Linked DNA regions of Homo sapiens: region 1 is linked to region 2. A link is an interaction called in ENCODE POLR2A ChIA-PET data of the cell type or tissue named here. Cell type or tissue: Panc1. All regions are shown on one strand. Links, peaks and the distances in the headings refer to the core of each region. The heading gives the core; the rest is flanking DNA. Region 1 holds the start of LINC01998 (long intergenic non-protein coding RNA 1998). Region 2 overlaps WWTR1 (WW domain containing transcription regulator 1).

Region 1 (16,670 bases), core at 7,968-11,967, 480 kb after region 2:
CCTGATGAGCACCCCAAATGCAGAGAGCCCCTCCCACTCTTTCTAAATTTTGTTCTTTATAGGGTAGTGTCTGATCTACAGTAGCAGCTTAATGTATGAAGTTTTAAATCAAATTATCCATTGGAATAACAAGAATAGAATGATGGAAAGAAAAACACATTGTAACTTTTCATGGGGCCTCTCTTTCATCAAAACAAAACAAATTATATTATGTTTTATAACCACATTGGTATAACAATGAATATAATCCAGGCTAGGTTTATTATTACATACTCATTTTTATTATATTCCTTTTGCTTCTGATTTTAAAAGAAATAAAACCTTTTCATGGGCCCTAGGCATTGTGCCTGATGGGTAAAGTACCCATCTGTACTTCGAAAGCTAAGGGCAAAGAGATGCAATTCTAGGAGGAAATTCTTCATTTAGAATTGGCCAGGGCTTTTTATGTTTGCATTATTGATTGAGAGCTTACTACAGTCCAAGCAGTCTTCTTATGTGTATTATCTCATGTAATTATCACACCAATCTCTGTGTTAATTGCTATTATTATTCCACATTTTATAGTAAAGGTAATTAAGGTATAGAGAGATGACCCAATGTGCTCACAGTCATACAGTTAGTATTTGGTGGAACTGGGATTTCATTCATTGCACAAATTTTCTTGAGCATCTGCTATGTGCCAGGCACTGTCCTGGACACTGGGGAAGTGAGCAAAACAAAGCACCTGCCCTTGTGCAGTGCCATCCTTGGTCTGATTTCAAAGCTTGTGCTCTTAACTCTTGTGCTACTTGTCAAATTTTCAGACTTCTTGTATACTGTGGGCTGAAGTTTTATAAGTACAGGTTGAGTAGCCCTTATTCAAAATGCTTGGAACCAGAAGTGTTTCAGATTTCAAATTTTTTTGGATTTGGGAATACTTGCATATACATAATGAGATATCTTGGGGATAGGACCCAAACCTAAAAATAAAATTTATTTCTATTTTATACACAACTTATGCACATAGCATGAAGGTAATTTTATACAATATTTTTAATAATTTTGTGACTGAAAAATTGTGCAAAGTTGTGACTGTGTTTGACTGCAACTCGTCATGTGAGGTCAAGTGTGAATTTTCCACTTGTGGTGTCATGTCAGTTTCCAAAAAGTTTTGGGTTTTGGAGCATTTCACGTTTTGAATTTTCAGATTAGGGATGTTCAACCTGTAGTGAGAAGGTGTATTTCTTACAGATGGACAAATTCCTGACCAGAATTTTATCCATCTCTCGCTGCCTCTTGTATCTGAAAAAGATGTATTTATTGTTAGAAAAGAATAGAGGTTCATAGTCCAAAAAACAAGGAATAAGAGGAAGAAGAGGGAGAAAAGTAAGAGAAAAAGAAGAAGGAGGAGGAGGAGGAGGAAGAGGAGGAGGAGGAGGGGGAAGGAAGGAAGAAAGAAAGAAAGAACAAAAGAAAGGAAGCAACGGACTAGGAAAAATATATAGAGAAGTGAAAATTACCTGTATTCCTTTCCTTTTTTTTTTTTCCCCCAGGTTCTAGGCTTAAATTACCTGTATCTCTGATATCCCAAAATTACTGGTCATATTTTGATGTACATCCCTCCTGGCCTTTTTAATTTTTTAAGAGGGAAAGTATGTTATGTATACTCTTTTATATATTATATTCAACAAGATATTGTGAATGTCTTCCACATGCCATAGCTACATATTCTCTTGGACTCAGAGGATTTCCCATCTGCAATCTCTTTTTCTTTGCTTACTCTGCCCTGCCTTGGCAGAGGCTGGCATTCCTTTTGCTCCCCCATTGCCATCTTGGTTTTTCCATTGCTTTCTGACTTACTGATGCTGCTAGAGAGCTGCATCAGTTCACATCTGGTCTGGTCTTTACTCGTACCTAAGACGCTCCATGGCTCCCAGTTATCCTGAGAGGATAACACCCGTAATCCTCAGCCCAGTTTATCAGGTCCGTTCTCATCCAGGTACTGCTTGCCTCCATCCTCACCTCATATTCCTTCTCTTTTCTCCTCTTTGTCCACTGTGTCCCCTTGTGAGTTAACTGCACTTCATTCCTTAGTCAACAAACATCAACTGGGCACCTATGATGTGCCCTGCTCTGTGAGCATATCAGGATTTAAAGAAGAATAAGATCCAGTCCCTGATCTTTAGAAGTCCACAGTCTGGAGTGGAAACAGAAGAGCAGAGGGATGATCGAGCATCCTGTGGGCAGGACTGAAATAGAGAAAAGCGCCAGGCACCACGGGAACACAACTGTGGCCACACCTCACCTGAAGGGAGAAGGGGCTGGTCACTGACGGCAGGTGAGTGATCCCAAAGGCTTCTCATGGGAGGCAGTCCCCTGACGTTTGTTCTATGGGATGAGGAGAGTGAGTCTAGAGAACAAGTGGGGGGAGGTGGATTGATGAGGCAGAGTTGTGGCAGCAAGTGCAGAAGGCTGGGCCTGAGGCCAGTGGGCAGGGCTATGGGGACCATGCTGTGGAGTCCACCTTTACCCTGAAGCTTATGAGGAAACAGTGAAGGGGTTTCAGCAGGGGTGTGAGAATGACTGCAAAGCTGGTGTAGTAAGAGAGGCAAGAAATCCAGAGGGCGGCAGAGGTGGAAAGGAGTGGGCAGGTTGGAAGATGGTGAGGAAGTAGCATGGACAGGACTTGGTGTCCAGGTGGATGTTGGGGGTAAAGGAGAAGGAGGGTTCAAGGATCATGCCTCGGCTGCTGGAACACCCTATGATCTCTTCCCTCTGCTGGCTTCTTGTTGCTTCTGACTGAACCCTTTCCACTTTTCTACCCAAATAATCGCTTGTTATTCCATACTCAGTTTGAGCATCACTTCTCCCTGGAAAGCTTCTCTGACTGTCAGGATTCCAGAGGAAAGGCATGGCACATTATCACTGGGTAACTGACGAGCACTGTTAAAGGGACTAGTTATAAAGGTGACAGCAGGGCTTAAGGAAACAAACGATGGCACTGAACCTGATGGCTAGTAGTCCTGTGACCATCTGAGAGGCTGGAAAGCACCAGGGGAGAGAAGGTTACTAGGACACAGAGAAAGAGTCGGAGGAGAGGGCTGCTTGACCAGAGCTGTGTCCTTCAGTAGGGGATACAGCCAGTCTACAATGATCCTGAAAGAAGGAATTCCAGAGAATGAACACTTCAGCCTTCTTTTCCTTCCTCTGGTTCATCTTTGCTGTAGCTCCCCATTGGCCAAATCCAACTAGAAGCAGCAGGCACAGGAGCCCATTGAGGCAGTCCCTGCAATCAGCCCCCAGGGCACAAAGCAGCATGGAGCGTGGGCCTGGAGAGGAAAGTGGGAGACGCCCACAACCCTTTCCCCGACCAACCCTAACCCCAGTCTAGATCAGCAGCTTCTCCTGTTAGGGCCTCCTATACCCTGTAATTCTCGCTGTCAAGCATTGCTCTATCTGCCCCCCTCCACCTAGGCTGTGAGCTACTTGAGGGGGTTCTGCCACATCTTAGCCATCTTTGTATCCTTGATACCTAACACAGAGCTTGGCACTTGGTTAAGGCTCCATAAATGTTGAATAAAAATCCTCCTTTCAAATGCAAATTTCACATAGAACGTAAACTTCTTAATCTATTGTCAGCTGGTGCCTCAGGGTGGTTTATGGTAAGAAAGAACAAGTTTCTGCATTATAGGCTTGAAGTTAAAAGGCCCCCAGAGGACATGTACTCACTGGTTTTATTATCTTTTTTTTATTGATCAGTGTGTCATCAGTCAACAAGTATGCAGCAGCTTTCTGTACAAGGAACCGGAATTCCTACCAGAAATTAACACGTGCTAGGGAGTCATTTTCCTTTTGTAACAAAAGTAATGCAAAGTAATTGAAAGCAATGACATTATTTCATCCAAATAGTATAGGATGGATCAAGTAGAAAAATGTGTTGGGAAATTAAATTTACTAGGTAAACACAGCCACAGAGAGCTCACAGCTGTTTACAGCTCAGTTGTATTTATGGGATGACATAGCCTAGCCATCAGGCATACTCGGGATGACTGGGCTGTACATTCTGGCAGTCTGTCCCATCTGTTCCAGCTTCTTCATTTTCACAGCCATCCCAGGCCACCTCCTCTTTCAACCTGCCCTACACTGAGGAAGTGAGGAAGATTGTTCTGGCAGCAATTTTCATCACATCATATTATTCTCCAGCCTTATGTTCAAACTCTTTTGACAAGTAGCTCCCACTTCACTCTTAGTAATCTAACATGTCCCCTTGTAATTGCTTCTCAATCATGCATCTATAGCTCCTCTCATTGCTTAATATTAAAGGGAATACATCTGTCTTCACATTGCTTTGAATTCTCACCATTCCCATACCTAGTAGGCACTGAAGGGGGATTTCTGATTAATAATCCACTTAGATATACCTACCCCATACATGTCACCATGGTAACTCTACACCTTGCTAAAAGTTGATGGCATAGTGTGTAATGACTTGGCTTCTTCCCCATTCAGCCACTAATCCTGTAGATGGATTATTTTGTTCCTACCCCCACAAAGCCTGGAGAGCTCTGTAGCCCATGAAAAAATCAGAAGAGTTGCCAGCCTGCTACCTGATTCCTCTCTGCCTCCAAACACAATGCAAAACAAGCTCCAGTTTCCATGCTGAACATAAATAGAGATTGTTCTTCAACTTCAGAAATGTCCTTAGCCGAAAATGTACAAGCCTAGCAGTTACAGGAATTTTCTCTCTCCATCTTACAGGGCAATGGCTGAGGTCTTGGGAACTCTTTCAGGAAGCCCACTAGGGAGTGAACCTTCATTTGTCCTGATTGCCCTGTGTTACAGAGGGAGGGAATGTCCCCCCAACCAGTAGCTAGAAACCAGGGCCAAACCCATGAAAACTCATGGATTCATTCCATGCCTCCTTCTCTGATATCCTACTGCCAGGCACAGCCACCGTTTTGCACAAATCTGGGTGAATGGTGCCCCTGAGGCTGGAAACTATGGTGGGCCTGGTGCTGAGCTTCATCTTGAGCCTAGTGAAGATGATGCTACGCTTCTTGAGAGGCGCTCGGCCATTTACCCTGTGCTGTGTCCCAGGAAGCCGACTGGTATGGGCTGCATTGAGTCTTTTGCCCTCCAACTTCCTATTGGATAATGGGGACCTGTGACAAGAGGTTGGACAATGAGAAGGAGGAGAGTGACCAGTGAACCTGCCTCCCTGCCAGTTTGCTGTGGGTTTGTTACTAGCAGCTGTTGCCCACCAGACAGTCCTCTCAGAGTTCAGGCAAACACTCTGATGACCCTGGTGTTACTAGCCCCAGAGTATTGCCCTATCCCCTGTTGCCCTCATCTTTCTAAATGATTCCTTTACTAAACTCCTTTGACTCAGTTTGAGTGTGCCATAATCTCTTTTTTGCAGTAACTCTGACCATACAGTGGTAAATAAGATAAAGCCTTGGCCTCCTTGGAGCTTAGGTTAGTGTGGAACAAAGAAAGACAACAAATGTGTTTGCAAATACAATCTATGTAATTTCAGATAGTGACAAAAGCTTTAAAAAAAGAAAGTACACCAGGGTAATGGAATGGCTGGAGAGGGTCTAGGGAGGAGAGCTACTTTTCTTCAAGTAGCCAGGAAAGGCCTTTCTGAAGAGGTGACATCTGACCTGGCACGATGACAGTGAGAATGAGACAGCCACACCAGCATGTAGAGAACAATCTAGAGGGGGGAACACTGATGCAAACAGCCCCCAACAGGAAACAACTGGAACAGAATGGAACCTACTGGACAAGGGGAGAGTGGCAGGAGCTGAGGTCAGGAAGGAAGGGCATAAAAGAGTTTAGATTTGATCATTAGGACACTGAGAACTTATTGTAGGATTTGGGCAGGGAGTTGTGATGGTTACTATCCTAACAGAAATTAGATGAAACAATCAAAGGGTTTAACTGAAGACAATGCAATGAGAGGATTATTTTCTTAAATGTGGGCAGGATTAGGAAACTAATAAAGGGTGGTGAAGCATCCAGGAGCTAGCAACAGAGAGAAGCTCTTATCATGGGGAGAGGGTCCAGGTGCGGATGAGTGACATGGCACGCCTGGACTTCTGAGGACAATGGAGCACACAGCGATCTGAACATTTGACACAAATTACAGAGGCTGGAAAGAAAGAATTTCACATCTTCCAATCAATACCCTTAGTCCAAATATTTGTCAGCAAACTCTAACTGTTTTCATAAACTTTAACGCCTTCAGGGCTCAGTCAGGAACCTGTGAGGAATTCAGGTGAAAACCAATAATGAGCAGGGGGGCGGTGGTGAAAAGGTGAGGCTGGCCTTACTGAAGGGCATTCAGATGGAAGCATTACACAGTCCTGAATTCAGGAGAGCTGTCTGGTTCCTGGAGCCAAACTGCAGCTTCAGAGATGATTTATTCAGCAAGTTTCCCAGCTTGCAAAACTTTCCAAAGTCCCCTTATTGCTGTACAATCATTGCTGTTTGGGGGCCAGTAAAGCCCATCAGGGGCTTATCTGGGGTTAACAAAGGCGTCGCTGACTTGCACCTCTTTACCCTAAGGGGCATCATTTAGGTGACTCTTCCAAGTTGGCAAAAATAGATGCCTTCCATACCATTGGTCTTAAATTTAGAGAGTGCAGAGTCCTTATTAAGACTAAATTGTAAGGAAAGAAAACACTTGTGGGGTTACCGAGGGCAAGTAATTACACATAGTCTTTTTTTATTCCTCTTCTGGTTTCTGTCTCCTAGTAAGATACATGTAAAAACAACAACAAAAATGAAGACAGGCATTGCTCTCTTAAGACACCTCGGCTGCCTCTCACTGGCATTCATCTTATCCTGTGGTTTCCAGGTGTTTTTAGCAGCAGAACTCTTTTTCCAGACAAAATCTGCCATGGAGCTTTAATGGATAACACAGGCAAAATCCAAGTGGCCATCTCCCAGACACCTCCACAGACCCTGATTCCAATCATCTCCAGCAGGACTGTCCTGAATGTGCGTATGTGAGTGAGGTTTATTGCGGTATGATTTTCATACAGTAAAATTCAATACAACAAAACTGTAATAACCGTCTTGTAATAACTCCACAATCAAGACACAGAACAGCTCCATCACCCGCTAAATTCCTTTGCACCCCTTTCTAGCAAATCCCCTCACCTCATCCCCATCCCTGATCTGATTTCTGTCTCTATAGCTTTACCTTTCCCAGAATATCATATAAACGGAGTCATGCAGTGTGTAATCTCTCGTGCCTGGTTTCTTTCACTTAGCCTGATGCTTTTGAGGTTCATTTGTGCTTTTGCATACATGAGTATTTTGTTTCTTTTTATTACAGAGTAGTCTATTGTTCTTGTGGTATTTTTCAATGTCGTCCTTCAGCTTCCAATTTCTTTTCTGTATAAACTGTAAAGCTGCCCATTCAAATAATTTTCTTTTTTCCTTGAAATGCTAAGATTGAAGCCCTGATAACACCATTGCAGAGGCACAAGTGGGAAAGAGCGTGCGTGACCTGAGAGGTGTCCTTGCTGTGCCATGCTGCTGCATCAAAGCCGCTCACAGAGCTGGCTCCCGAGCCTCCAAGTGCCTCGTCTCTTCCCAGGACTAGAAGTCCTAGGAATTGTCTAATCAAAGGAAGGAAGTACTGCTTGGATTCCCTTTTTATTGTATTTTCAATTATAATTAAGAGACAAATTTTTAAACCAGGAAAAGAATATGAGGGAATGTGTTTGTTCAGAAATATACCTAGGCCGCTAAAAGTCTTCCAAGGGCAAAGATGTGCCTAAAATACAATTTCCATACAAAAACTTAAACCAAAAATCTCAGCTTTGTCCACTGCACGTGTGACCACACAGTTGTAACAATCTTTTGGATTCTCAATTCTGCCATCTCATAAGTAGCTTTTATCCCCCTCTCAAAGGCCATACCACTTGTGGATGCTCTCATGTCTAAAGAATCTACCAGAGCAGTCAAGGGCACTTTCCTTCCTCCTCCCCAGCCCCACTCTTACAGTACTCCAGGAGACTGAGGCATCTCATTCTCTGCTCCCTTTAAAATATTTTTGTTCTGGGTTTTATTTCTTTAATTTGTCATGTTTTAAAGATGCTTTAATATTTATGAACTACCCCCAGACACTTTCTTGAAATAGATGGAGTGTCATTGATAAAATAAATGTTATGAGAATTAAGCGCTGTATTTCTTATCATTTTGAGTCCCCCTAATATTTCGCTTGTGCTGAAAATAATGGCTCCTCCCTGTCCTGTCTGCTTTGAGCTGAGCTAGATCCATGCAGTTTGTCATTGCTCCTGAAAGTGAGTTTGACTTCTTGAGACAGGAAGGAGGGAGATAGGAAAGTCATCATTTAAAAGAGAGTGTGTGACCCTAGAGGCATTTATTAGGTCATTTAGGCCAACACATTTTGAGTCATTCTTCTCTGCAGACCTGTGCAGTACCCTGAGGCTACAAAAACAGTTGTTGCAGCTGACAGCAAGGTGGGGTAGACTGTAACACAATGAAATGCAAAGTGCCCGCATGGAGGTAGAAGGTGTTGTGCAAAGAAAGGGGAGCCCACCTCCTCCTGGGCTATGGAGAAGGAAACTTCATGGACAAGATGATTCCTGTGATGAGTATTGAAGAGTGCATGGGAATGTTCTTGGTGGAAAAAAGGAGCTAGAGCCCCCTGTGCAGAGAAAGTGACTTGTGTAAAAATGCAATAGACTTGAGAAAGACAGGGACAAAGAGAAACAGAGAGTTTGGTGGAAAAGCAAACGCTGTCGTGAAGTAGAAACTGTGTGTGGAGAGTGAGGTGGTGGGGGGATCCTCAGGGTGGGATCACTGAGCCATGGGTGTTCTGCTCCAGTTTGGACCGTAGTCTACGGCCAATGAGGGTGAGCAAAGAACTTTGGGTGGAGGAGGGTCAGTGTGCATTCTGAAAAATCCCTCTGGCATCTGTGGCAGGGGGATGGAGGGTCCTGCCAGGGTTCAGGTGAAAGAGGATGTGTCAGCAGCACAATGGAGAAAAGCGAATCCATCCCAGAGACATGTGGGATGCAGAATTGATAGAGTCCGGGAGAAAGGTGAAAGGAAAGAGGGTGCAAATTACTTCATTTCACTCCTGCAATAACACTGTGACATAGGGGTCATTATGTCCATTTTACAGTTGAGGAAACTGAGATTAAAGAGGTGAAGAAACTTATGTAAGTTTACACAGCTAATGAAACAGAAACTGTATCACAGTATTGAGGTGCTGCCCTCAGGAATTGCTCAAGCATGTGAGATCGTGAGAAAGAAACACATTTAATGAATTATGGAAAACTACCTTTAAAAACCCCAAAAACAAAGCTTTGGGAAAAGTTTCCTTGAGTCCTTGGAGAGCAGTGTTTGGGCAATATGCTACCAGGGACATAAGTGGAATGAGCAGATCTTAAAAGGGCTTGCCCTGAAGATCGAGGGTTTCTCCTCAATCATCCTCTTTCACTTTGTCCTTCTGCAACTGGGGAAGAGAGATTTGTATAATAACACATTTGCATCTGAGAGCATTTCAGCAAAGCATGCTTCCAGCTGCCTTTTCTGACACAGGCCCATCTCCCACCCTCATTTTATTGCTTTGGGGTAAGTGGCCTCCTCCCCACTCCCGACTGCTTTGGAGATAAGAGAAGGCAGTGAGGGATTTATCCTTTTACCCATAATATTGTGGCTGTAATTTAAAGCTGCCATAATTCATGTTTAGAACTGTGACTACAATATCATGGAAAAAGCTGTCACTCAGACCCCAAATGAAGAAATGTGGAGTCCTGTTTCTTCCAGCTGTAAATTGCCTCAAAACCAGCAGACAGCAGCTGGCGTAACCAGACAATGGAAACTAAGGTTTGGAAAGTTATCCATGACGAATTGCTTTTTCTTTCCTCCCTTTTTCCCACATCTTCACTAACATCAAAACAGTTTTTCTGCTGGAAGGTGATGAGAACTAGATAATTGATCCTTACTGAGTTAGTACATGCCAAATTTGGGAAGTGTCCTGAAACATTTTTAGAGCCGGATTAAATTTGTAGATAACACAGCTTAGTCGAGTTGGGATGGGTTACTTAGACTAGTTCTGTGGTGACAGCAGTTATAAGTCTTCCAGGAACCATGGCGTCTATTTTTCCAGTGCTCCTAGAGTGAGGTATGGCAAACCAGTAATTTCTCCCACCCTGTTCTGACCCATGATTCCCACCCATGGGCAGGGGTAATAGCCTATCCTGTAGTTTAAGCTCAGCACCCTAATCATCCTCCACGGAGCTAATGGAGGAGATCGTGAATCCCCTGAGACCTGCTTCCCACATGTCATACCACGCTCAGCTCCGTCTACCGGGTGCCCTCACGCATGGCTGTGAGCACCTTCTATGCATCAAGAATATTTGTCATACCACGCTCAGCTCCGTCTACCGGGTGCCCTCACGCATGGCTGTGAGCACCTTCTATGCATCAAGAATATTTTAGGTACTTTATGCTCACTGTATTATCTAACTTAACCTTATCACAGACTTGCAAGTTAGATATTATTACTATTCTCATTTTACAGTTGAGGAAATTAAGACATCGAGTGACTCAATGAATAAGGAGAAGTACAATTGTCACCCCAGTCAAGGTACTGCTTTTGCCTCTGTGATTCACAATGCTTTTAGCCCTCTCTTCAAAAAAGCAGGACAAAAATATTATAATTATTATTGAATGTGTAAATTCACAAACTAATTATTACCTAAGTATTTCTGGAATATCATTTACTTCTAGAAGTTAATAATTTCCTATTCTTGTGCTTGTGTCTTCAGATTTGTGAGTTCAGGCTCTGGGATTAGATGGCTTGGGTTTAATCCCAGCTCTGCCACTTTTTACTGTTGTGACTCTGTTCAAGTAACCTAATCTCTCTGTGTCTACTTAGAATGAAAATTGTAAATAGCATCCACTTCATAGGATTGTTTTCATTTTTAAAGAAGATAAATGGATGTAAAGTACCCAATCCAAGATGTGGTGTATAATTTGTGTGGTTGCCTGTTACACTGGTGACGTGACCCCGAATGAGCCATGCCTTCCAGTATTTAAGTCCTTATGTAGTTCCCTCTCCCATTGACTCTGGACTTGGCTGAGCAGCTTGCTTTGGCCATTGAGATTCTAGCAAATGGTATGGAAGCAGAGTCTTAATAAGTGCTTGCAAATAGGGGTTTATCCTCCTTGCACACTTGCTCTTAGAGTCCTGAGCCACCACATAGAGAGATTACGTTGTCCTATTGGAGAGACCACCTGGAGAGAGAAAGATAGAAATGCCCAACAAAACCCAAGCTCTTTTATCCAGGCCAACTGAGGCACCAGACAGCTATCTTGGACATTCCAGTCTCAGCAGACACCATGTGGAGCAGAAGAACCTCCCAGCTGAGCCCAGTCAATCCATAAAACCCTAAGAAATAATAAAATATTGTCTTAAGCAACTAAATTTTGTGGCCTGTTATATAGCAATAGATAACTGAGATAGACTGCATTTAATAAAGGTTAGCTATTTTTAAGTTATCATCGTTATCCAGTGACTCTATTTCCTCCAAAATAATTAACATGAAGACACGAAAAACTTTCTTAAAAACTCACTCAAAAAAAGTGCTGTCTTCCTACTATTTGCAGAGCAACAATGACTTGTCTCCCATGTATATAAAATAGTATCCCCCCAAAATATGCCTTCATAGCAATTTTGAACTCTTAGATCTGCAAAGCAGACAAATTTAAATTTCTCATCATGTTTGGATTATTATTACTTATTATGTGACTATAAAATTTCTCTATTTTTAAAAATCTTTGAAAATGCATGGGGGAATTAGTGCATTTGTGCAGAACCAGACTTTATTTTTCATCTACTTACTGACACTTCTCGAGAGAAAGTTAAAAAGTACTCAACACTACATCAAAACCACAGACTCTCGAGGATAAAAGGGCCTTTGAAAGGTCAACCAGTCTGCTGTACTCTAGGTAGACTTTTCATCTTAGCTTCCCTGAGAGCTGGCAAGGCTCCTGTTTCTAAAGTTCTGCAAGCAATGTTCCCTGGGTTAGCAGCCACAAAGCCCTTCATGCATGGCATTGGTGTTTCCAGGGGAAAGCATGGGGCAGTGTTAACTTTGTGTCCCTCTTGAGTCTGCCACATTATAGACTGCTGTAGTTTAGGGTCACGTTTGCAGCCATGAAGAGTGCCATTTGGTAGAAAGTCATTCATTTTATTGCTTGCATTACACACAGCTTCTATTGGGCATATGTGAGTAAAAACCAAATTGTAAGGTAGGGAAAGTTTACCTGTCCTCCCCACCCTTCTCTTTTGGCTAGCACCTGCAGGCTTTCATCTCAAAGACTGGCTTGTCTTCAGTTGTTTACAGGACAAGTGAGTTTTAGCCTTGTATTACCTCTCCTTCTACATTGACTTCTTTTTTCATGTCAGGTGGGCAAAGTGCCAACCTGTAGGAAGAAGGTTTGAGGGAGGCACATCTCACACGTAAGTGTGATACCACATCATCATGCTCATGAATTGCAAAAGGATCTATACTGACATATTAGGCTGAATATCTCTCTCTGTCTCTCTCTCTTTCTCTGTGTGTGTGTGTGTGTGTGTGTGTGTGTGTGTGTAATATATATAAAACTATAAATCATCCAGTTGTAGAGGTAAAGGCCTTATGCCCTGTTAATCTAATTGTAAAATCAGAGAGGCAGGAAGTAGAGTCTATTCCAACTCCCCCACCCTTTTCTGCCCTAATCATTTTAAGATATGAACGGGGGTGGGAGCATGAGTCAGGAAGGGGACCAGGAAAAAGCATTTGGCTTGGAGACAAACATTTACAAAGGATCTCAAATTTAGGCTTTTAACGTTGCTTCCAAATGAGGTTATAAATACAGTCATAACACAGATACTTCTCATTCAGCTCTAAACTCACGTCCCATGACTGAACCATCCTACCTCTAGGGTGCTATAAGTTAATTATATAGAAAAAACCTTAACTTCTATATTACCTGTAAATACCACAGTTATATGCCATTGCATTTTCTGAATTAAAGGGTATAATTTGTTAAATGTAAACATTAATGATATTCCACAATTTTGTGATCCTGTTTTTACAATTCCTTGAAATAATAATAGCTAAACATTTATGGAGTGCTTTTCATATGTTAGGCCTTTCACAGAAAACGTCACAATGACTCAGTAAAAGTAGGAACTATTATCACTCCATTTCACAGCTGAGGAAACTGAGGCACAGGCATGTGGGGAAATGTGCCCAAGGTTCATAGGTGATGAAGCCATGGATCTGGGATTTGAGCCCAAGCAATGTGGCTCCAGAGCAAACACGTGCAACACCCAAATCTATTTCTTAGTTTCAAAAGTCTCATGTGGAGAGCCCCTTGTGATCTCCAAGAGGTGCTGGATGGATGGAGAACGATGTCAGAAAGGAAAGGCCAGGTGTCCCGTGAGGCTGCTGAAATACAAACTGCTGGAGCAGGGCTGGATGAAATGGCCTTTTCTGGAATCTTCCAGATGCATGTCTGTCTTCCCAGCTGTTTCCCCACCTTATTTCCTTGCTAATCTCCTGCTCCGTCTTCTCTCTCTCATCCCCAGCTTTGCCTTCACCTCTTTTCACAAGATTCCAGCATGTGGGGGCCTCAGTCCCTTCTCAGTGTTTTCTCTCTAGCCGGGCCTGGGCCTCATCCTCAGCTCCAGTCTCCGCCTCAAAATTTCTCCTGCCTCAGGCTCTGGGTCACTCCTTCTGGGCCAGAGGTCTGGGGAGCAGAGCATGGGAGTGAAGAGGAACCTGTGAGCCGGAAGGAGGAAGGCAACCCAGGAGGCCTGGTCTGTACTGCCAGGGCCTGGTAACCAGCAGAGTGTGGGAGAGATGTGTGCTCTACATCACCGGTGGTGTCATGGAAACCTGCTGACACCGCAGTTCATACTTCTGTGCAGTGAGATGGAGATGATGTTATTCACTTGAATGCCAGCCAGGCTGGGCCACACAGGCAGGCCTGGTCACGGCTGTTTGAATCATTAGGCCCCACAGACATAGGGGACATGAGCTTTGTAATGGCCCACAAAATGTTTGAGATCTGAAAATATATATATATAGATTACAACAACAGAAAAGTAAATCATAAAATAAAGATAAATGTCTAATTAAATGTCTGCAAACTGTAATACCATATCATCTAGTCAGCCACAAGTCAACTCATGTAAATAATATTTAATGTGGAATGTGGGTGGATTTCTGTGTGAGTTAATATGCTTGCAATGATCTGAAACTGATATTGGTGCACAGGGGCTGCTCCCTTGGAGGAAGCTGGTTGTGGGGGCAGGATTACATATGTTAGAGGATTTGGATAGAGGGGAAGGCCATGGATAGGCACCAGGGACCCTTAAAAAGGGCAGAGTGAGACAAAGGGGGCGGTATCCAAGATACCCACATATTCCCCAAAGTGAACCCCTCCTCAGGGCCCTGCAAATCTTTTGTAAAATTCCAAAAAACCCAGTTGGTTCAATTGAGTTTCTTGCAGAAGCCATCAAAGGGAGTAGGTGGGAGACTGAGGAGGAAGGTTTGCCTCTCTCAGTATCTCTACAACAGAAACTGCCTCTGTCTACTTCTGCCTGAATGTCCAGTACCTTGTAGTTCAAGCAGCCTCGCTCTCAACGCAAGAATCTCTTAATGGGTGTTCTGCTTTCATTTCTGCTTCTGTTCAATCTTCTCTCCACAAAACAGAAACACTGACCTCTTAAAAATCAGCAATCAGATCCCTTAGGACTCCCACTTAGAAGAAACGTCCACCTCCTTCTTCTGGTTACAAAGCCCTGTGTGATCTGGCCCCTTCCGGCTGCTCATCCCCCATAGCCACCCTTTCTCTCCTGAGTGCAACTAATCTCAGCCACTCAGGCCTCCCTTGTCTTTGAAATGTGCGCAGCTCAGCCTGGCCTCAAAGCTTTGGCCCTGGTGGTTCCCTTTGCCAGGAACCCCTCCTCCAGATTTACAGGCTGCCAAGCTGGCCATCCAGGCCTCAGCCAGCAGCCACCTTCAAGGGAAGACTTCCCTAACCCCCAAGGGGAAATTCACTACATCTCAGGAGCTCACAGGACCCTGTTTCACTTTCTTCATCAAACTTTTCACTATCTGAAAATCTCTTTTCTTGCATTGAATTCCTCCCTTTCGTTTGTTTGCCTCTCACCCACTGGAATTTAAATTCTGCCACAACAGGAACTTGCCTGTGTTTTGCACCATTGTGTTGTTGTTATTGCCTATAATAATGCCTGGGATGTAGTAGGAGGTCAGTAAGTACTTGTTGAAAGAATGAGCTAAAAAAATGAATAAATAGGGCTGAACTGACATGGCCCACAGGAGTGCAGAAATCATGGAGATACCTTGAGGTCCTGAGGTTGGGGATAAACTAATTTTTACCTAATCTGCAAGTAGTCTCCAAGTAACATCTGGTTTACATGTGTATTTAATTATACCCTATCTTGTTTCAGAAAAATTTGTCATTTTCAACGATACATATACTGCAATAATTTATTTTTAAATAGTGAATATGGGGAGGAAATAAGTGTTGAAAAAACAAGATGAAATGGGGAAAAGATTAGTAATTAAACTAATATCACAAAGTTCTTTTTACCTTGCCAGAAGTGGATTGCAAATTGAACATGGAACTTCTTAATAACCAGTGATAGCTTATCTATACCAAAGTCCTTAAAAAAGAGAAGATAGAAAATGCAAAATTTTCCTTATAGAATTTTTACCTGTTGGCCATGAAACATAACAACTATGTATAAAATGAGAAGTGTTCTCAATTAATGTTACTAATCTTAGTTATAGCACTAAATTTGGTTTGCCATCAATTAATATTTATCGAACATGTGCACTCAAAGAGTTTACACATTCCAACAAACTTATGTGTCTTCTTCACATCCTGCTCAAGTCAGCTGGCAGGATTCAGACCAATTCAAAACATTTCCAAGGAGCACAACCTGCAGCAAGTAGAGTTGGCAGCTCCCTTGGGTGACGCGTGTCTGACTTAGCTTACTTCTAATTGGCAGAAAATTCTTACTTGAGTTAACGTACAGGCTCCTTAATATTACTGAGGCTCATTTTCTTCATGCTGCCTTCTCAGCCCTCTTCTCTAGAATAAAGCCCCTCCATTGGTTTAATTTTTTCCAAAATTTATATGTTTCCCCAAACTTTGGTCTCTTTGTTTCTGTCTTTGGAGTTTTTCATGTTCTCTCTTTCACACACATGCACACACACACACTTTTGAAAGATAGTCTAATAGCACAGTGTTGAAAGTATAAGCCATGAAATACTGACCGAGTTGCTTTGCATTTTTGTGCCTCTGTTCTTTGTTGCAATTGGGGGTGATAATTTCACCTACCTTTCAGGGTGGCTGTGAGGATTAAATGCATTTGTACACGCCTGTAATCCCAGCACTTTGGGAGGCCGAGGCGGGCGGATCACGAGGTCAGGAGATCGAGACCATTAGCCGGGCGTGGTGGTGGGCGCCTGTAATCCCAGCTACTCGGGAGGCTGAGGCAGGAGAATGGCATGAACCCAAGAGGCGGAGCTTGCAGTGAGCCGGGATAGCGCCACTGCAGTCCAGCTTGGGCGAAAGAGTGAGACTCCGTCTCAAAAAAAAAAAAAAAAAAAAAAAAA
Region 2 (16,670 bases), core at 5,239-9,238:
TCCAGATGAAGTGATGCTGTACCCAAATATGTATGTCGGGATTTGCTAGGCACTCAGTGATGAATTCACGACACTTCAACATGCATACGGTGATGAGTGCCTGTAATACCTAGGCCCTCAAGGAGCTGGCAGTCAAATGAGCAGGGAGAAGGTGGCAGTGAAACAACGAGCAGTATGGTGGTAAACAGCACAGACTCTATTGTTTTTGTTATTATAAATGGTCCAGAGCCTGACACTCTGTCTCAACAGCTGTATGTTAGAAATGTTTCCCATATCAACTGCATCTAACATCTAGGAATCAGCTTCAATCTCACAATAAGTCTTAAAAAGAAGTTAGTATTTTAGAGTAGCCACTAAGCTACTCTAAATGCTAAAATACTTTGACAATTGTTTTTCCATGCTCTCTGTGCCTAACACGTTTTTAACATGTTGTTTTTTCCAGTTGTTCTTAAATGGGACACTGACCCAGTGCTTGGCTGCTCCGAAGCCACTCCAAATGTGAAATATGTCGAAGCTAAAGCTGCACTGCCCTCCTTTCTCTTCTTTCTAATGGGGCCAAGTGAATTAAATGTCACTCATCCCAAAAAAGAAGGCAAATCCTCTTTAAAACCAAAAATTCTTTTGGGTTAGGCTAGCTTCTCCTCTATTCATGTGAAGAGATTTAATTCCTTTTTGTTGGTTTTGTTTTTTTCAATTCTGGGAAGAGGATGAGCCACCCTGGCTCTGGCCATCAGAGCCACTTTCTTTTTGCACATGTTTGAAAGGCATGACACAACTTGAACTGGAAAAAGGGCTGGCATGAACCCCGGCATCTCAAGAGAGACTAGAGGTGCTTTTCAGAGTGAGGTTCCCATTTTGCAAGAAATTATTTGGAGGATCAAAGACAAAAACTGAGGCATCGAAAGGGACCAACTTAGGCTTCAGAGGAAGGGGAGAGTGCTACTGGGGACCTTGAAAATAATTATCAGGAAACACAGCTTATGGTTCACATTTCAAACCCAGCCTACAATGTTTCTTTACGTGTATTTCTTGGCATCTTCAGTCGAAAATATCACCCAAATGAGGCAGAGTGGTACAGTGGATTTGAGATCTGTTTCTGCCATTAACTGACTAAGAGACTACTGTAAGTAACATCTCCAAGCCTTGGTCTCCTCCAATGTAAAATGGGCATAAGAACATCCATTACATGAGGCTGTTTTGAGAATTTCATCAAATAACAAAAGTAAAGCACCTAGCACAGTGCCGGATATGCATGACACACTATAAATATTAGTTCCCTTCCTTTCCCTTGTGAAAATCTATCCAAACTGTTTAAAGGGATCTGAGTAATTCAAATGCAAAAAAAGAAAAAAAATCAATAAACACCTTATAGTACAATGAACACAAGAAAATGGAGAGAAATAATGGTAGACATCAATTTACTGCAAAAACTACAGATATACTTGATTTCTTTCGTGTGTGTGTGTGTGTGTGTGTGTGTGTGTGTGTTTAAGATGGAGTTTCACTCTTGTCACCCAGACTGGAGAACGATCTCTGCTCACTGCAACCTTCACTTCCCAGGTTCAAGTGATTCTTTTGCCTCAGTCTCCTGAGTAGCTGGCACTACAGGCATGCGCCACTACGCCAGGCTAATTTTTTTGTATTTTTAGTAGAGACGGGGTTTCACCATGTTGGCCAGGCTGGTCTTGAACTCCTGACCTCAGGTGATCTGCCTGCCTCGGCCTCCCAAAGTGCTGGGATTACAGGCATGAGCCACTGCACCTGGCTGATATACTTGATTTCATATAGTCGAGTAGTTAAGTAACAATTGACTCAGAGACAAAAATATTCTTAAAACACAGGTCTAGCTAACCACAAGTCTCACATAGTTCCCCCACCAGCACCCCACAATTTTTTTTTTTTTGCATTCTAATAATAGCAACTCTCAGATTCAGTGTGAGAGGCAGCCAAAGCTGCGATTCCTTTACTGCCCTTGTTGGTAATGAGTGCCTTGGTGGTAATGAGCATCTCATGTCAGCACAAGATTTTCTCTCCCATTTAAAGTAGAAAGGGGACTTCAGCTTGCAGTAAAAAGCACAGTAAGATTGAATGCAAGCAAAAGAATATGTAATGGATTTCCATTTTTCCTAATAAAGAAATGCTCAAGAAGTTTTAATCTAATTTAATTTTTCTAATAATTTACAAGGAGATAATAGTTCCAAAATGTGAGGGGACATACCAGGTACAGAAATGCAGGAAGCCTTGAAGGTTCTATGACTTCAACTAATGGAAAAACAGATTTAGCCTAAAAAATGCTGTTGTTTTTAAACAAGTATGTTTATGCAAACTCCAAACAGTAAGTATCTTTGTACCCACAAGTGGATGTTAATAAAAAATACATGATTGATTTAATTTTTTACTTAACAAAGTACAAAAATATGTACCTGTTTCAATTATGACTTCAAACCCCATCCTTCTTCATGAAAGTAGCAGATAAAAATCATATAAAATCAACATCTATTTGTGCGTATATAACTTTTTGTTTTGATATACCTTTAAACTTATAGGAAAGTTGCAAGAATATATACGGCACGGCCATCTACTGATTCACCAACTTTTTTTTTTTTATTTAAGTTAGTAGCATTAGAATAATCACTTGTTTCTAAATGATCCCTCAGTGATAGTAATCCTTTGGCTGGTCACTTTTCTAACTTTGAAGAGAAGTGAGTTTTATTCTGTAACACTCGCAAGATAAAGAAAGATGAAAAAAAGCTAATATAAACCAATTTGAATAACCAAATCGGGAAACCATGTGTGATATTGTGATATATTAAGAAATAAATCTCTGTCACCATTGCCGATCTAGAGTTCCTATAACCCTTGTAGATAGGGGTGCTAGGAGAATCTTTGGTTTTAATATTTGGTCTTTGACTTCGGCTCCTGACACAGAGCTTCTAATCCCTTGGAATTTTCTGGGTGATAGGAACTTCTCTTGTTTTAATGAGGTGACTGTTGGTGGGCTCCTACATAGCCTTAGGAAGGGGCTGGTTGCCAGGGGGAACCAACCACATGGCTGGAGGATTCGAACTTTCAGTCCCACACCACATCCCAACCTTCAGGGAAGGGAAGAGGGGCTGAAGGATGAGCTGATCACCAGTGATGAAATCAATTATGCCTATGTAATAAAGCCTCCATAAAAATCCATAAGGATAGGGTTCAGAGAGCTTCTGGATAGCTGAACATGTGAAGGCTCCTGGAGGGTGGCACATCCAGAGAGGGTGTGGAAGCTCCAAGTACCTTGTCCTATGTATCTCTTCCACCTGGCTGTTCATCTGAATCCCTTGTAACATTCTTTCTAATAAATGGGTAAAAGTAAGTGAAGTGTCTCCCTGAGTTATGTGAGTCATTCTAGCAAATGGATCAAATCCAAGGAGGGAGTTAGTCAGAAGCACAGGTCACCACCTGTAGCTTGCAATTGGCATCTAAAAAGGTGGGCTGGAGGGGGTGCAGTCTTGTGGGACTAAGCCCTTAGCCTGTGAGATCTGATACTATCTCTGGGTAGGTAGTGTCAGAATTGAATGAAATTACAGGACACCCAGTTGGTGTCTGCTAGGGAATCGGAAGTGCTGTGTTGGATGGTGTGTGAGGGTAAAAAGAAAAAAGTTTGATTTTTTTTTTCCCTTCAGACCTGGTGACACCAAGTTTTTTGATAAAATCTAAAGTAATAACATTTCAGCAGTAATGATGATGACCCCAATGTCCTTCCACTGAAGGAGAAAACAGACCCCACCCAAAAGGTGGGAAGCGCCGGCAGATGATTCCTTTATTTATGGAGCTGCTGATGGTCACACCACGGTGTAATACAAACATTTCTGTCTAAACACTAACTTGGGCAGAGCCACTTTTACACTGTGCCTTGTATTTAATTGACAGGAAGTTTTTCAAAACAGGAGAGAGCTGCCTTACTTTGATTAATGTATTAATTCAACTGGCAACCTCCAAATAAGTTTTCTTAGGAGTAGAGGAAATACGTGCGAATAACATTAAAATGTCCTTCCAGTGCTTGGAATGAATATTCTACTTGTACAGACATAGATTTTGAAGACAAAATTGTAAATAGTAAAATCTCCACCTCACTCTTTATAGAATGTATGATTTAATAAACAAAAGAAAAAATGCAGCTTCAGAAAAATAGCTTTAAAAATGCCCATAAAATGCACACAAAAGAACCTGAAAACTTACGGCGGGTTATTCTCGCATATTACTAGACTTAACTTGGTACCATCTTTCTGAAGAGCAGTATATCAATATGCAACAAAAACCTGGGAAAAGCTTTGATCCAGTAAGTCCATTTGCACAAAGCTTTTATTCCCAGAAAACAATTAGATGGGAATGACAGAGATGGTTGTTGCTTTGGAATATCTGCTCTCCCTTTTTAGGTGCTAAGTATTGCCAAGAGACTAAGTTCTAGACAATGAACAGAAGTGCTGTGTGGGCTTCTGGGAAAGGTTTTTAAACGGAAGCAATAGACATACGTTTCTGCTTCCCACCCTTCCATCTTTTCTCCAGCCTGGCATATGAACGTGATGGCTGGAGCTGCAGCAGACAGCTGGAATTATGAGGAATGGAAGCCACTCAGTAAGAACAACTAAGCAGAAAGGTGCAGCGGAGCCAGCAAACCAGCTCTTGAGTTCCTTAATTCAGATTTCCTTAATGTTAGAGAAATAAATGATCTCATTTCGCATCCCTGTAAATCACAAACATGACTCCAAACCAATACAAGTATGCAGAATGTATGCTTAAGGATGTCCACAGCGGTTTTGTTTCTATCTTTAGTGTATGATGATAGAATGGTTAAACAAATTATGGTACAGTCAGACAGTGGAAGACTGAACAGACATGATAAATTACATGGATCTGTATTTGCTAAAATATATTGTGGGAGTGAACATAATCCCGTTTTGGTAAATAGAACACATATGAACAAGGGGGAAGTAGGCTTTATTCATATCTTTACATTTCTTTGTTCTTTTTGTACAATAAGCATTATTTTTCTAATCAGAAAAAAAATGAGAAAGCTATCCTCCCCCCAAAATGAACCCATTTCCTGCTTAAAAAATGATGCTGCATTCCACATTTGAACCTATACCTGCTCATTACAGCCTCTGAAAATAATTCCACAGCTATAGTGCAGGACTGAAAATCTTGTCTCTGCCTTAACTGTGAGTTGGAAAAGGCGCCACCATAATACTCCCATGAGTGCTTAGCCTAAAGGTGCTCTGAACTAGAGAGAGGCACAAAAGGGGGAAAAATGCAATAGAAGGAAGGGATAAAGAGGATCAAGGGAAGTTCTATAATTAAGCAATATTTTACGGCTGCCTCTGGCAGCTGTTTGAGTGAGCGGGAGAATCTAAACGAGGTGTCAACAGACACAGGAGCTGCCCTCTCCTTGGGCAGATCCAGCAGGGCCTAGCATGTCCTGTACTTCACAGGACAATCTGGGGCATCTTATATCCAGCACCTGTCAGCCTGGGAGACTCCCAGCTGCAATACTGTTATTGCTGTCATCTGCCTAATCCAGAAGGGAGCGGCATTTATTGTATCTAGAAAGAAAGATTAGGCTAAAATATATTTGACTGTTCTTATGAAAGAGAATGCATGCCTCACGTAACTGTGTTTGTTTTCTTCTTGTCCCTCCTGACTTTTTCTGTTTTTATCAAAGGAAGAAACCTACTCTTGCAGCTGTATTTTTCATTTTTAACCCCCACGTTAATCATATATTCACAACAAATAATGGTTTAAATTTAGTCTGACGACCAGCCACAAGGCTCCTTCTCATCCCACTATGAGGCACATCCTGCCTTCAGACTCTTTACGCAATCCTCATTGACTTGGAGAGGAACCCCGTGCAATGAGTTAAACAGGATATAGACCATCATAATTACCAGAGGAAATGGTATTTTCTTTACAGGATACATTTAGATTTTTCCTTTCCATGAGTTTTTTTTTTTTTTAATGGTGTTAAAATGAAAGGAGACTTTAAAGCAGCTTTCAACTTCTCAGTAGCCCCAACTATGGACTAAATGCAGAAGGCCTTACACACAGCAGACATTAAAAAACTACTCATAGAATAAGTGACTGAATTAAAGGAATGAATGAATGAATGAATGAACATATTTAATGGGTTTACTTCGACAAATCATTTTGCTTCTAGGTATCAAATATAACAGTTGAATCTTATTCACATCATATATGTTTTTATCTGTAAGTACTCATAAAACTAATCTAGGAAGATTTGTTCCTTACTTGCCCCAGAAAGGAACAAATTCTAGAGAATGCTGTCACATTCTATTAAACAAATTAAGTCATTCTCAATTCATTCCTGTTGATTCTGCAAACTGCTCGGCTGAGCCTCTACCAGGTACTATACACCATGGGTCCTGAAAGTCCACCATATCTAGCATACAATAGACACTAAATAATAAATGTATGTTGAATGAATTGCTACTTATATTCCTAATAATGACAATCATGGTAATAATGATAGTTACAATAATAATTATTCATATTAATTATTAGTCATAATATTCACAATAACCATGCTGTTAATGTCTGATAATAATAGTTGACATTTATATACCATTTTATGGCTTCAAAAATGATCTTAACTTGATCATTACATAACAGGCTTACTAATCTCTGTTTTTAAGAAATAAAAATGGGCCGGGTGCGGTGGCTTACACCTGTAATCCCAGCACTTTGGGAGGCCGAGGCAGGCGGGTCACCTGAGGTCAGGAGTTTCAGACAAGCCTGGCCAACGTGGTGAAACCCCATCTCTACTAAAAATACAAAAATTCACCAGGCATGGTGGCGGGTGTAATCCCAGCTACTCGAGAGGCTGAGGCAGGAGAATCGCTTGAACCCGGGAGGTGGAGGTTGCAGCGAGCCGAGATCATGCCATTGCACTCCAGCCTGGGTGACAAGAGGGAGACTCCGTCTCAAAAAAAAGATACAGAAACAGAGTTGGGTGAAGTAAACCTACTTAATAAGTTCTTAGTTTCCATGTGGCAGAGCAGAGTCAAATCTTGTTCTCATAATAAGGTCTAGGGCTTTTTCCATGATACAATACTGCCTTGTGAACCCAAAGAGGCTGACGTGCATAACTTGGGCCATTAGGAAGGAAGGAAAAGGGGAGGTGGACCGTCAGCACTGCTGATAGCCTGACTTTGTCCTGGAACAATATCTCCTGCAGGCTTGGTCCTCCTCTTGCTTCAATAACACACCACCATCCCTCCTTGTCCCTCCTGAAACCCTTGAGTCACACAGTATGTCAACTTGCCTGCAAAACTTAGCTTTTTTTTTTTTTTTAACACCCTGGTTTTAATTAGGCATATCCTGTCAAGAAAAGGGACTCTTGTGACAATAAAACAAATTAGGTCCATGTGATCCTGTAGTTGTTAGGGAGAAAGGAAAGAAAGAAATACAAATACTACTTAAAAAAACATAAATACAAAGCGGAACGCCAACTCTCCACTATGACCTAAAAGGAAGAGGTAAAAGGACTCTGAAGATAGATTTGGAGATGCAAGGCAACAGCTGAATATGCCATGAGCAATGCTGGAACCCTAAGCCAGAGCTGGGGATGTGATTCTTAAGGCCCTGCCACTTGGAAAGCCAAAACCTGTTCCTTCAGAAGCCAGTCTCTGATAGTAACTTTAGCCTAACTTGCCTTCCATTTTTATTAATGCTTTTAATATCATATTGCCTTTAGTTTTTATTAATGTTTTCATTATTTTAATAACTAGGGAAAATATTCAAATAGGGCTGTTGTATAAAATGTGTTCAGTCTATAATAAGCTATGTAACCAGCCTTTATAATTGACTATATAACTGTAATTACTTAACTAAAATTCAAGATGTACATTCACTTTTCCTAAATTTTCTCTAAACAAAAAAAAGTAGTAGAGATAAATTCCAATTTTTCTAAGAAATTACCTTTTCATGATAATATCTTATGTTTTAAAACATTTACACAAAAAACATTTTTGCAATGTATTCTGAAATTAAAAATAGTTATATTAGAAGAAACATTTCATTCTGGGTTAGGAATTGTAGTCATTTTAAATGACTTGAGAAAAAAGTTCATGTTTAAATACTCAGACCCGTAATAAATATATTAATACAAAAGTGCGGGAAAATGTACAAATGTTATCATATGTTGCCAAATGTGAGAAACATTGCGGGAGGGGGTAGGAGAAAGAATTAGTGAATACAAAGTCATTGTGAATTCAGCAAAGGGAGAGACACTTCTGATTCTGCCAACTGCATCTGGTATTTCCACCTAAAATCTACTTCTCCGGTAACAAATGCTTTCAGGTTCAACCAGACTGTGAGGAGACACAGCTATGGGGCAAGGTAACCTCAATGATGTTCTATAAAACATCAGTCCTAGAAGATAATCCCCCTCACCCCTGCACCCAAAAGGGTTCTGTTATCAAATAAGTATGGAAAACACTGAATGTTATATTCCTCTCCTAATATTTATACAATACATATGCATATAAAAGATTCTAGTTTTCAATTAGCTTAATCCCACATTTCTGTAATTCATTTTATGTGTAACTTTTTTCACTTAATTATTACTATCCTATAGAATACATTTTAAGAAGTTGCAAAATATACTATTTATGGTATTTATTACAAGCATGACTTCAGATTCAACAGCATTGTCTGAACACACACTGTGCTTCTGACACTATGGCAATATTTTATACCCAACTGACCAGAACTAAAAAAACTACAGGCGTTCCTATCCAAAGGCACTGAATAAATGTAAGTACAATGCTATGAAGCCCTGATGCCAAAGCATCCCAACGACAAAGTTCATTCAAAGCAGAGCTAATATAGATTAGAGAGATTAATCGGCATATATCAGAATATATATATACAGGCATATATGTATGTGTATAAATATATATACATATGTAAAACACACATGTAAATTTCCATATAGCTTGAAATTAACTTGTGTTTTTAAAAAGTGACCTGAACTGTTTATACCCAGAAAGCTTTTAATCGTCCGCTGTATTTTAAAATCAGGAGCCTGTATCTATTCTTAGTGTGCTTTCGAAATAAAGCTTCCCTTGGTTCGGGGTCACAGCTGCTGCAAAGCACTCTGGGTGGCTCCTCTCCATCCCTTTGAAACAGCTGGTGGGAACCTAGTATAAGGCCTTGAACCCAGCTGTTCAATCTTACTTTCTAACTTTAGCAAGTCCCTTCTCCACTAATGTCACTGGGGCATGCCACATTGAAAAACACACCAGAGATGGTAGATTCCTATCCCTGCTAAAAAAAACTCCAGGCACACCGAGCCAAGTTACACTCATGTACCAATCACAGTATCACCCAGATACCGACTGCAGGATCCGCGTGATCTGATTTAGGCTGGGCATACCAATGATTTAAGAAGGCTTCCCTAGACACCACAAATAGGCATGCTGCCATCACTCCTGCCAGTTCAGTGCATTAGAAAGTTACCGACTACCAGTGGCAGAGCCCCACAACGTAGAATCGAGAAGACCATGAAAACCAACCTCAGATTCAAAAGACTTGCACATACAATGTGCTGTCTGGTGGCTTTTGTCTCCACAATGTTAATGCACCGTACACTACTCATGAAGCCCTCATAATGTAATTACTTCTATTTAATTGATTGTACATGCCCTCGTCTTAGTTTTCTTTCTTTTTTTTTTTTTAATTGCATGCTCATTGTAATTACTTGCCCCAAAGCCAGGAGATTTCAGAAATATTTGACTGTTTATTACCCTTTGAGAATTACTAATTAAAATAATTTCCTTCAGTGAAAAGGGTTGCTCTTTTCCTGATTCCACTTCGACACTGCTCACCACTGAAGAGAACTCTAAGAATGCCTTGCTAAGCTCCCCTGTAATTGACTGCCTCCTTTGTTAACACATGCGTGGACTTAAAAAACATTAAACGACTTATACAAATGGAAACAAAATGCTCTTTGAGTTCTATTGATAACTTAACCTTTAGTGTTTTGGATGAAATCCCAATTCTAGGGAAGCAGGGGGAGCCATTGAATGAAACCATTATGTAAAACATTGTTGTGGGAATTATTTTGTGTGAAAATATATACAGTATATCATTTAAAATGTCTTTGAAGGTGGGCTTTCAAAATACCTAATTAAAATATACATATTTTGTATGGCTTCTCTACTTCGTGCTTCCTTTTTCAGGGAAAGAGAAGAAATTTGCATAAGGCAAATGAACCCATGACGCTGGATGTTAGAGTAGGTACCCTTGGGGAATCTGGAAGGGGCGCTTTTTGGAGCTGGGAAAAATCCTGTTTCTTGGGTCAGAGACCTGCTTACGTGGGTGTGTTCAATTTGTGCAAATTCATCAAGCCGTTTATTTATGGTTTGTATACTGTTCTACAAAAATTCTACTTCATTTCTTAAAGTAATCAAGAGAAATTACCTCCATTTTTTTCAAGTAATTTGTATAAAAGACAAAGGGATGTAGTTTCCATATAGCAGAAGCCTAAGAATTACTCTGAGGCATTTACAAGGAATAGAAATTAAGACTGTGGTCAGGGGGCCTCTCTGAACTTATTCTGGTTTAGGAGTTCCCCCTCCCCCTCAAAAAGACTGTAATTGATTTTTCTATGTCGATTTTTTTTAAATGGTGTACAATATTTGGTTTGAGCAAGCCGATGTAAAAAAACACATCTGAGACCATTAGGAATATTTGAATATGTACTGGATATTAAATAATATTTTAAGAAATTATTGCTTCTATCCTGATAAGATACAATAAGAAATTCACAAAATCATTTATGCTGTATTTTTGTGAAAAATTTTAACCTAATTTAATCATAAAGAACCCATCGTGTGTGATAGTGGTCTAAAGTTTTTTTCAAAACAGGTTAAGACGAAAAACAAACAAAATGGTCAAGGGGAGAGACACTTTTTGAATCAGGAGAAACATAATTATTACTAAATGCAATATGTGAATCTGATTGGATCCTGCACTGGGGAAAACAGACACACACACAAACACACACACACCACACACACACACACAGAGCTACAAAAGACATTTTTGGAACAACTGGGGGAATTTGAATAAGGGCTAAATATTAGGTCATATTATTGTACTAAGGTTAATTTTCTTGGGTATAATAATAGAATTTGTTATGGTATAAAAGAATGTCTTATTCTTAGGAAATGCATTCTAAAGTACTTAGGGAAAATCTCATATTGCCTATAACCTCTTTTTTACTTTTTTTTTTTTTTTTTTTTTTTTTTTTTTGAGACGGAGTGTCGCTCTGTTGCCAGGCTGGAGTGCAGTGGCGCGATCTTGGCTCACTGCAACCTCTGCCTCCCAGGTTCAAGCGATTCTCCTGCCTCAGCCTCCCTAGTAGCTGGGACTACAGGCATGCACCACCACGCCCAGCTAATTTTAGTATTTACAGTAGAGACAGGGTTTCACCATGCTGCCCAGGACGGTCTCAATCTCTTAACCTCGTGATCCACTCACCTCGGCCTCCCAAAGTGCTGGGATTACAGGCATGAGCCACCGCGCCCAGCCTTGCCTATAACTTCTTTTGGAAAAAGGTTAACAATTGCTGAACCTAGATAAAGAGCAAACTCTCTTTCAACATTTTTTCAGGTTTGAAAATGTTCAAAAACAAAAGAAAAAAATAGGTTATTGTTGATTTTGTCACACATGTAAATAGTAATTTTGTTATGTAAGAAAATGTTCTTCTTTTTTAGAGGCAACTATTTAAGTATTTAGGAGTAAAATATCATATATTTTATTTGCTTGAAAATACTACTATTAAATAACATATTAAACAAATATACCAAATGTTAACAATTCTTAAATCTAGGCAAGGGGTATATGGTGGGTCATTACCCTATTACTCTCTCCTTGCATGTTTGACATTTTATTACATAAAATGTGATCAGATTTTTTTAACAATAAAATCCTTCCTACTTGGTTCAAGTTTCCAAAATGAACTGCAGTAGAATTCCTCCCAAATTAACATTCATATTATGGTTCAAATTTCTCCATAATTGGGCGAGGCGCGGTGGCCCATGCCTGTAATCCCTGCACTTTGGGAGGCCGAGGCAGGTGAACACCTGAAGTCAGGAGCTCGAGACCAGCCTGTCTAACATGGTGAAACCCCATCTCTACTAAAAATACAAAAATTACCCCAGGCATGGTGGCACGCACCTGTAATCCCAGCTACTCGGGAGGCTGAGGCAGGAGAATCGCTTGAACCCGGGAGGTGGAGGTTGCAGTGAGCAGAGATCACCACATCACTGCACTCCAGCCTGGGCAACATGGTGAGATTCCATCTCTCAAAAAAAAACAAAAACAAAAACAAAAAACCAAGTTCTCCATAAACTGGTATTGTCTTGGGAGACATTATTAGCTCAATGGACTCAAAATTCTTTGTACATAAAATCAAATAGCATATTTCCTTCTATCCTCCAGTTATAACAAAAATTACAGTAAAGGACAGTAAGTGTTCTAAGAGAAGTAGTGAAGTCTGTTCTGAAACTGAAAGTTGTTTGGATGTTTTCCAAAGACAAGCCATCATATTCCTGCCCTGCTCTCTCAGACCTGGCACTGATAACACAACAGCCTTCAGGAATTCATTTTTCTTCTGAATCATTCTCCACTGGGGAATTAGCCCTGGCATTTCTAATTCCCTTGCTGGGCACAAGCAAGCCCTGGCACCACAGCTTTCCCAGAGAAATCCCTCTGTAACCTGTTCCTCTGTCAGTGCACTGATTAAGTTAGAAAAGGTGAGCCCACTTCTCTGTGGCTCGCTGACCTCAGGACATGAGGAACTGTGGATTTGAATACACAAGGCAACAGCCGTAGTGCAGTGGATCTTCTAGTGGACCCGCCACTGGTACACATTTTCTTGACTCTGAGGACAGAGGCTGAAGAGCACTCAGAGCAGTACCTGGTGCCATCACTCAGACTTTGAAGCCATGTTGCATAACAGATAATGATGTGCGCAATGGCGAATCTTGTTTGAAGGTAAGATCTGCCGCTTACTAGCTGTGTGACTTTGGATAAGCTACTGTGCTTCTATTTCTCAGTTTCTACATCTATACAGTGGAGATATTGCACAGTGGTTAAGACGTCTGGAATCAGATTGTGTTCCAATAGTAGCTCCTACACTTTCTACTTAAATTAACTTGGGCAAATTACTTAATCTCTTGGTGCCTCCATTTTCTACCAATATCTATGACACACAAAGACCTTAGAACAAAACCTGGCAGATAGAAAACTATCAATAAATATTAGCTACCATTATGATTAGGACACAATGATCTACTCCATAAAGTTACCCTGAAATTAAAGTTAATAAAGCATGCAAAGCTCTTAACATGGTGCCTAGAACACATAATTGTTTAATAAATGTTAGCTATTGTGATTTGGCTTCACAATAACTGTTAGGTAAACAGTGCCAATATTAGTATTTTATTGATAAGGAAGCCAAGGATCAAAAAGACTCAGTGACTTTCCCTCTGTCGTATGCTGACAACAATGACTTTACTATTCCATGCTCATACTCTTCCTAAAATTCTCTATGCCTTAAGGATCCACTATAAAGAACAGAGAGAAACTAAAATAGGCCAGGAGCCTGTAATCCCAGCACTTTGGAATGCCAAGATGGGTGATAGATTGAGCCTAGAGGTTCGAGACCAGCCTGGGCAACATGGTGAAACCCCAGCTCTACAAAAAAAAAAAAAAAGAAGAAGAAGAAGAAGAAGGAAAAAAAAAAGAAAAAAAGAAAAATTATCTATCTAGGCGTGGCAGCGCACACCTGAAGTCCCAGTGCCTCGAGAGGCTGGGGTGGAAGGATCACCTGAGCTCAAGGGAGGGTGAGGCTGCTGTGAGCTGTGTGAGAGTGAGATCCTGTCTCAAAAAAAAATAAAATAAAGTAAAAAAGATAAACTAAAATAGCATTTGAAGATAGACTCATTAACATCAGCATAAGCATTCTGAAGCTAAGTTTAAAATATAAACTAGTAAATGATGAGACTGGGAAAGATGCTTGGAAGAAAAGCAAGGAGTCCAACCTTGGACACAAGTGCACTTTACTTCGTGCCACTGAAAGTGTAGGCCGAATCCTTTTTTTGTTTGGTTTGCTTGAATCACATTTTAAATGCACAAGAGAGGTCACCCTTTGAAAATTAATTCTGTGCAAATCTTTTTGGAATGATTATTTTTTAAAAGAAATAAGCTCCACCCTTTTATAAATGGGATTGTAGTTAAAGATTTTCTGTATCTGCTTCACTCAAAACAAGCAGCATCTGTACTCAAGTGCATGCCTGCAGGTGAGTGTTGTTGGTTAAGCTCAGGTGAACAGTGAAGGTCCCTGAATATGTGACAGGGCCTAACACAGGTGTTGGTGTTTGACCTACAATGTACCAGAAAAGCCGTAAAGGCAAACCCCCCAATAGATCCTTCACATTACCTGTCTCCTAGCAGCATGTCAAAAATCAGTGCAAACGTAACAGAAGAATGCCAAAGTCAAGAATACAACTGAGAACATCTTGAAGCTACGAATTAGTACTTGCCACCATCCAGCTGTTGGTTGCCTATAGATTATCAAGAATTTTACTTGTATCATTATCTCATTTAATACTCACAATAATCCTGGAAAAATTATTATCCCCATCTTATAAATGAGGAAACTGAGGCTCAAAAGTTTAAAAGACTTGCCTGAAGCTACATAGCTCATAAGTAAAAGAGTAGGAATTTGGACCCAAGTCTGACTGGCACTCAAGCCAAGCACTCTTGAAATTTTCTTTAATCTTCTTTCTAGTGTCTCCTAGTGTCTCCCAAATTGCTTGGATTACAGGCGTGAGCCACTGTGCCTGGCTGGTTTCTGTCTTTTTTCTAATGCATGTTTTTTCCATGGCTGTGACCATATTGTGGAAAATGCTGTATTCCATTTTTTTTTCATTTAACATCATAACAATATTCAAATGCCGTTAAAAACTTTCATCAACATCATAATTTAATTAACAATTCCTTACTGTTAGATATTTATATTTTTCTTTATTCATTACAAATAATGCTTCAACAAACATCCATAAGCATAAGCTTTTCTCAATGTTTTGAGTTATTTCTTTAGGCTAGAGCCCCAGAATCAGTACCACTGGGTCAAAGAGCATGAATGTTTTATCATTTGCTTATTTTTTTTAGAGTGAAAAAAGTACGGCCTTATTACTTGTAAGTCATTATATATGGATTTTTAAATTATTATTTGTACATAAGAACAATTTTAATGATATTTGCACTATCAAATTATCTTTAATTGGCCAACCAATTTTTATGACACACTGACATGTTTGGATTATATCAGTCCATAAGGTAAAGATTCCAAAATGGCAATGACCAAGGTCTACCATAGGCACCTTGGTTAGAAAGTATCACTCTGCATAGTACTGACTTGTAGATGAATAGCTGGATATTGGAAGGAAGATTTGATTCATGAAGGTTAATGGGCTGGGGAAAGCAATGGGTCCAATTAGCAAATGGATTGTTCTTGGACCTTCTGCTAGTCTCAAAAGGATAAGCTTATGGTTCCCATGGCCCATGGCAGAAAACACAGAACAAATAACCAGGTTAAACACTGAAGTTCAAAAGTTGGCCAGTAATGGTTGTCAAGGGCTGTGTCCAGGAAATCCCGCCAGACAGGCACTGTTTGCAAATGGCTGGGAAATATGGTCTGTTGCCATCAAAAACAGATGAAAAGCAGGATTTGGTTAAAAGAGTAAGTCTTTGCGCAAGCAAAACCTTTCCAAAATAAAGAAACAGTGTATAGCTGTTGCCAACTGACCTTGACTGAAAAGAGGGGCCAGTCCTGTACCAATGCTCATTATAACCAGTCTCAAACTACTTAAATGGTGTTGAGTGGAAATAAGACTTAATCAAGTGAAGAACCTGCCAGCTTTGACAGTGGTAATATCCCAAACTAAAATCCTCAAGAGTATCATTAAATCAAAAATTTTTTAAACTTAAAAGTAAAATACACCAAGGCAATAATATCTACTTTAGTATTAAGAGAAACTACAATAATATGAAGGAGGATCCATTAAGTTACATGTTCAAAAACATCAAAATTCCAAGAGTTTGAGACATCTTTAAATAGCGACAAGGTATATAATGGGCCCTTCATCTTCACCTGTTTCACATCCTGGGATTCAACCAACATTGGCCTGAAAATATTCAAAATAAATAATGATAGTACAACAATTTGTAAAAATGAATACAAATAAAAAACAATACAATGATACAGTATAACAACTATTTACATTGCATTTACATTTTATCAGGTATTATAAGTAAATCTAGAGATGATTTAAAGTATAAGAGAGGATGTGTATAGGCTTTATGCAAATATGATGACATTGTCTATAAAGGACTTGAGCGTCGTCAAATTTTTGTATCTTCCAGGGTCCTGGAACCAATCCTTTCCGGACACCAAGGGACAACTGTATATCACACAGTGTAATCAAATGGGGCAAGGGCCTATTAATAATAATCTCTTCAAGTAATGCCATTATTAAGAATCAGTAGCAGTAGCTTTAATTAAGATTCTACCTGTAACACAGTCCCCGATGGGAATATAA

What was found. Peaks named below come from ENCODE experiments on the same cell type or tissue, not always from the same donor. Only the 100,000 strongest peaks of a DNase experiment are listed, where the experiment ranks them.
Region 1: POLR2A ChIA-PET joins it to region 2 with 6 read pairs; 2 of 35 experiments call an interaction of 5 or more read pairs at or near these places.

Annotation. Positions count from the first base shown.
Region 1 is chr3:150,065,294-150,081,963 of GRCh38, forward strand. LINC01998 (long intergenic non-protein coding RNA 1998) reads right to left here and starts at 16,521. Exons shown (of 3, transcript NR_183737.1): 1 at 16,393-16,521; 2 at 15,640-15,712; 3 at 12,201-14,088. In Panc1, for the core only: no CTCF peak of the experiment used is centred there; no DNase peak of the experiment used is centred there; H3K4me3 peaks cover 391 bases; H3K27ac peaks cover 1,387 bases.
Region 2 is chr3:149,583,668-149,600,337 of GRCh38, forward strand. All of the region lies in intron 2 of WWTR1 (WW domain containing transcription regulator 1), which reads right to left. Among named protein-coding and RNA genes, the nearest start is that of WWTR1-IT1, 60 kb to the right of the region's middle. In Panc1, for the core only: no CTCF peak of the experiment used is centred there; no DNase peak of the experiment used is centred there; H3K4me3 peaks cover 255 bases; H3K27ac peaks cover 4,000 bases.